2 separate regions of the Homo sapiens genome follow, and region 2 is linked to region 1. The links are chromatin contacts, found by Hi-C in ENCODE. All regions are on one chromosome and are shown on one strand. The core of a region is the stretch at or near the end of the contact, and the rest is flanking DNA. Distances in the headings are between cores, read along the strand shown. Region 1 holds the start of MRPL47 (mitochondrial ribosomal protein L47). Region 2 holds the start of SENP2 (SUMO specific peptidase 2).

What was found. Hi-C counts contacts between places; a loop is a spot of excess contacts on that map. Pooled maps may share reads with other maps.
Region 2: a loop to region 1 is called in a map of naive thymus-derived CD4-positive, alpha-beta T cell, with 15 times the contacts of the local background. The contact joins the promoter of SENP2 here to the promoter of MRPL47 in region 1. A Hi-C loop is called at or near these places in 2 of 168 maps with a recorded cell type or tissue (CD4-positive, alpha-beta memory T cell and naive thymus-derived CD4-positive, alpha-beta T cell) and 9 of 50 pooled maps.

Annotation. Positions count from the first base shown.
Region 1 is chr3:179,603,370-179,606,069 of GRCh38, forward strand. MRPL47 (mitochondrial ribosomal protein L47) reads right to left here and starts at 1,269. Exons shown (of 7, transcript NM_020409.3): 1 at 1,158-1,269. The coding sequence starts at 1,255. It overlaps NDUFB5 (NADH:ubiquinone oxidoreductase subunit B5), which reads left to right and starts at 1,425. Exons shown (of 6, transcript NM_002492.4): 1 at 1,425-1,570. The coding sequence starts at 1,447. RefSeq lists enhancers at 559-1,425, 1,351-1,550, 1,426-2,292, 1,731-1,890, 1,921-2,010.
Region 2 is chr3:185,584,972-185,587,671 of GRCh38, forward strand. SENP2 (SUMO specific peptidase 2) reads left to right here and starts at 1,324. Exons shown (of 17, transcript NM_021627.3): 1 at 1,324-1,543. The coding sequence starts at 1,443. RefSeq lists enhancers at 1-182, 183-801, 802-1,420, 914-963, 1,004-1,403.

The DNA.
Region 1 (2,700 bases), core at 19-2,518:
TTTAACAAAAATACAAAAATTAGCCAGGCATAGTAGCACGTGCCTTATAGTCCCAACTACTCGGGAGGCTGAGGTGGGAGGACGCTTTGAGCCTGGGAGGCAGAGGTTTCAGTGAGCTGAGATCACACCATTGCACTCCAGCCTGGGCGACAGAGTCAGTCCCTGTCTCAAAAAACAAAAACAAAAAAACCTCACAATTTTGCAACATGTATCAGGAGCCTCAAATACTTCCTCCTTTAATTCAGTAATTCTGCATCTAGAAGTTTCAACTGAAAAAATTATTATAGATGGGAATTTATAAATTAAGATGTTTATTAAAGCACTATATAGGATGTCAAGTTTTTAATTATGTAAATACGCAGCTAAGAATGGTTTAAAAATTACTGTGCATCTGGATGATAAATTATTATGCAGTAATTCAAAAATCCTGTTTTTAAAAAATAGTTAACGACCTGAGATGATTTGAAACTAAATAATGAAGTTTATCACAAGTGTTGTATCCCTACCAAAAATATTTAGCCTAAATCTTATAATGAGGAAACAATCAGACAAATCCAAATGAATAAGATTCTTAAAAAGCTAATCTCATCAAAATGTCAACAACATTAAGAAAAAAAAAAAAAAGAAATTGTTCCGGATAGAGACTAAAGAGTCATGGCAACCAATGTAATAAATGGATACTTCACTGGATCCAGGACCAAGAAAAATAAATAAATAAAAGAAGTTACTAAGTTACCAGTTACTTTCATTGTAACACATCCTGTAAATACAAATATCTCTTCTTTTTTAATCCATCCAAACTTGACACAGACTTGAGTATCACAACAAAAACATCTTCGGTAAAGTTTTTCGCACCTCACCCAGCCCAAGAGGATGCTTCTGTACTTATAGATGTATTTACTTCAACAAATGCTGGACATCTACAAACCCCATATACTGTCTTGTCCACAGCAGGCAGCAACAAAATGAGGAAGGAATAGAAATGTCGGAGGTGAGCGACTTCTCCAAGGTCACTCACTCCTCACCAAAGTGGGCTCCGGCTCTGCCATCCAGGCGGCCGTTCCATTCTTGAGTTGTTCTCGGCATCTCGGCATCTCGGCAACCAAACAAGATCCAAAGTTGGAGAGGTGGGCAAACCTACTTTATACATCACTTACCCTGTGCAGGCAGGGACCTGAGGAGTTATTAACGATCGGGAAGATTTCAGGGCGGATGAAACTCTCCTACAAAGAAGGGCCAAACCGGCCGCAGCCATGTTTTCGCATAACTGGCAAAACGCGTTTCCGCCAACGATAGCGTCACTTCCGGCGTCTCAAGCCGGCGGTGAGGAGAATAGAAAACTTGCCCTCACTTAAGATGGCCACATCCTGCCTTTGTCCTCATTGGTAAATTGGCTCTCTCAGCTTCCGTGACCCGCCTCCCTTCTTCCTCCTGCCCGTAGTAGCCATGGCGGCCATGAGTTTGTTGCGGCGGGTTTCGGTTACTGCGGTGGCAGCTCTGTCTGGCCGGCCCCTTGGCACTCGCCTCGGATTTGGGGGCTTCCTCACTCGTGGCTTTCCGAAGGCTGCTGGTGGGTGCTGGCCTAGGGAGAACGGGCGTGAAGCGGGTGCGGGGCGAGAAAAGGGAGGACGCTTCCAGGGTGACCTTGGTGGGATCCGGAGGGAGCCGGGACAAGTTGTGGGCTTGGGGCTTGACAGGAGAGACGGAGCACGAGCTATATGAGGGGTTTTCCTGAAGTAGCCAGATAGATCGTGTTTACATTATTAGCATTTCTAAAACGTTGTTATTCACCATCCCAATTAATGCTAATTTGCGGATGAAGCTGAGTCTAGAAAGGTATAGAGCTGAGATCTGTATCTCTAGGGCACAAGCTTATTGTTGCGTTCCACCTGCCCAAAGGCTAGGTTCTAGTCCCACAGATGCAAAGTCATCTTGCCGAGAAGCCCACCTATGCTAAGGAATATGAAGACAGGTAATATGTAGACAGGTAAAGAGGCTCAGGGCCAACTTATTCTTTAGGCACAGTAAGTACCGTGCCGCCCAATAATGAGATGCAGATGAACTGGGGAGGAAGAGAGGTTTTTGTTTTGTTTTGTTTTGTTTGTTTGTTTTTTGAGACAGAGTCTCACTCTGTTGCCCAGGCTGGAGTGCAGTGGCGCGATCTTGGCTCACTGCAACCTCCGCCTCCTGGGTTCAAGCGATTCTCCTGCCTGAACCCATGATAGTTTTAGGGGTCTACGAAAGTCTTTTAATTTAAATTTCTTTTTTAAAAAAACCATAATGTTTATGAATATGATAACGAATCCAGCCTGTATTATGTTCGTTTTATACCAATGCAGTCATAAAATATTATTTTTAATAACTTAGACGAAGGGGCCCTTGAAGGCAAAAGTGCCTAGGTCTCAGGAAAGTCATAATACAGTCTTTTTTTTTTTTTCTTTTGAGACAGTCTCACTCTGTCACCCAGGCTGGAGTGCAGTGGCACCATCTTGGCTCACTGCAATCTCCACCCCCCGGGTTCAAGCGATTCTCCCGCCTCAGCCTCCCCAGTAGCTGAGGCTACAGGTGCACACCACCACGCCTGGCTAATTTTTGTATATTTAGTAGAGATGGGGTTTCACCATGTTGGCCAGGCTGGTCTCGAACTCCTCACCTCAAATGATCCGCCCACCTCAGCCTCCCAAAGTGCTGGGATTATAG
Region 2 (2,700 bases), core at 74-2,573, 6.0 Mb after region 1:
GAATGGATTTGTGGGGCATGAAAACCTTTGAGGATTCTTAGGATTGTTTGGAAGAGGGGACTGGATTTTCTATCACTAAATAGGGTGGGATTTGTTTTACAGTTGATAATTTTTTGATGGGGTGCGTCAGGGTCCCACTCTGTCACCCTGGCTGGAGTGCAGTGGCGTGATCACGACTCACTGCAGTCTCAACCTCCTGGGCTCAAGTGATCGTCTCACCTCAGCCTACCAAGTAGTTGGGACTACAGGTGCGTGCCACCACACCCGGCTAATTTTTGTATTTTTTGTAAAGATGGGGTTTTACTATGTTGCACAGACTGGTCTCAAACTCCTGGGCTCAAGCTATCTGCCCACCTCAGCCTCCCAAAGTGCTGGGATTAAAGGCAGGAGCCACCGCGCCCGGCCTATAGTTGACAATTAACTAGAAGTGTGACATTGGAATTATAGAGGGAGAGTAACGAGACTCATTACTTACTAGCCCAGGGTAGGAGACATTAGTGGGCCGCAGGTTTCATCCTTAAATTTCTGTGAAGCCTTTCTTGAGGACATCTGCCCTTTCCTTCTCTCCCTCAGTGTGTGGTTTTCCTTTCTCTGGCTCCCACTGCACTCTGCACATACCTTTATCACAGCAACCACTTACGGTGTATTGTAATTTGTAATTATCTATGTACATGTCTCCAAGTAGACTGACCTCAAGGGCGAGGGACTGGCGCTGGTACTCAGACCCCGGGTTCAAGTTCCAGCCACGTCTCTAGCTAGTTTTGTGATCTTAGACAAATAACTTAATCGCTCTATGCCTCAATTTCCTTGACTTATAAAACTGGCTTAAGACTCTCTGTCACACGCCATTGCTGGGCATATTAAGGTGACAATGCGTGAAAAGTACGAGGCAAAAGGTAAGTGCAAAATAAAGGGCGCCTAAAACGGTAAACGTGTGTTAATTAACCTGATCTACCTTTACATGTGCATTCAGCAAACACTGAGCACCTAATGTCCTCTGGGACCCCGGAACGCCTCCTCCGGAGTGGAGCAGCCTCACATGTGGCCTGTGGGCCTTGTCCCACGGGCCGGCTCCGGATTGGCTCCGCCGAAGAGAAAACCCTGCCGACAGCCCTTCCGATCTCGTCAGCGATTGGGCCGGGACCGTCCCACAATTACTCTTGTTGCTGGGCTCGGAAATAGGGAGCGGTGCTAGGTTGCGCGTGCGCAGATTGAGAATGGAGCTTTCCGGTCGGGCGGGAGGAGGTGACGTCAGGAGTGGTGGCGGGCGGGGGCCTCTGGTAGCCCTGGGGACGCTGTATCTGTGGGCTCTTGAATCGCGTCACAAATCAGCGACCGAACTCTGGCGGTGGTGGTTAAGACGGCGAAGGCGGCAGCGGCGGCGACAGCTCTGGGGTTTGCGTCTCGGGGTGTGTCGGCCGCCGCTGCTGCTTGGGCCTGGTATGTACAGATGGCTGGTTAGGATTCTCGGCACCATTTTCCGTTTCTGCGACCGGTCGGTGCCCCCTGCCCGGGCCCTCCTGAAGAGGCGGCGCTCAGACAGGTGAGACGAGAGGGGGCTGAGCGCCAGCCTGGCCTTACCCCCTCCCCCACAGCGGGCTCCTCGGCCGTGATAGCTTTGATTCAGCCAGGCTCACCCGAAACAGGTCGCCGGGATCCTAGTGACGTAGTCGCTCCCGCCAGGCTGTAGGGAGGCAGCTCCTGATGAAGGAGGAGCTGGTCGTCTTCGTAGCGGCCGGTGATGGCAGGGTCTTTGACATTCTTGTCAGAGGCCAAGCTGGTTGCTGATAACAAATGGGGCTTTGCCGCTCTTAGGCTGAACACTAACATTGAAGGAATACTGTCTTTGTTGTGGCTCACTGTTTACAAAGCACCCTCGCAAGTGTCATCTGCAGACATTAAGTGCAGTTGAAGTGAGATTCATAGCTTGCCCAAAGCCGTTTTGACTGCAAGTACTGTCCTTGCAGCAAGAAACAGCACCTGTTTTGTTCCAAAACAGCTGTCAAACAGTCTGTGTGTTTGGGGCCAGAAGGGTTTTGTGCTTTAGAATTAGTGAATGAGTAAAAAGGCTTAGGTGCCTCACTCCTTTAAAACAATCACTAGTCTGTACTCTTAAATTCGGTTAAAATTTGGGGGAAACGCAAAGCTATTCTTTTCTTTTTTTCTTTTTCTTTTGGTTGAGACGGAGTCTTGCTCTGTCGCCCAGGCTGGAGTGCAGTGGTGCGATCTCGGCTTACCGCAACCTCCGCCTCCTGGGTTCAAGCGATTCCCCTGCCTCAGCCTCCCAAGTAGCTGGGATTGCAGGTGTGCACCACCACGCCTGGCTAATTTTTGTGTTTTTAGTAGAGATGGGGTTTCACTATATTGGCTAGGCTGGCCTTGAACTCCTGACCTCAAGTGATCCGCCCACCCCAGCCTTTGGAAGTGCTGGGACTGCAGGCATGAGCCACTGCACTCAGCCCCAAAAGCTATTCTTATTTAGCATCTACTCTTTGGAGTGTCCCATTTTATTGTATCGACCTCCTTACCTAAAAATCTGGAAAATAAAATACTATACAAATTCTATGCCCCCTCTTCAACTTTAGTGATCAAGTGTTAATTTTTTTTTTTTTTGAGAAGGAGTCTCGCTCTGTCCCCCAGGCTGGAGTGCAGTGGCGCAATCTCGGCTCACTGCAAGCTCTGCCTCCGGGAGTCACGCCA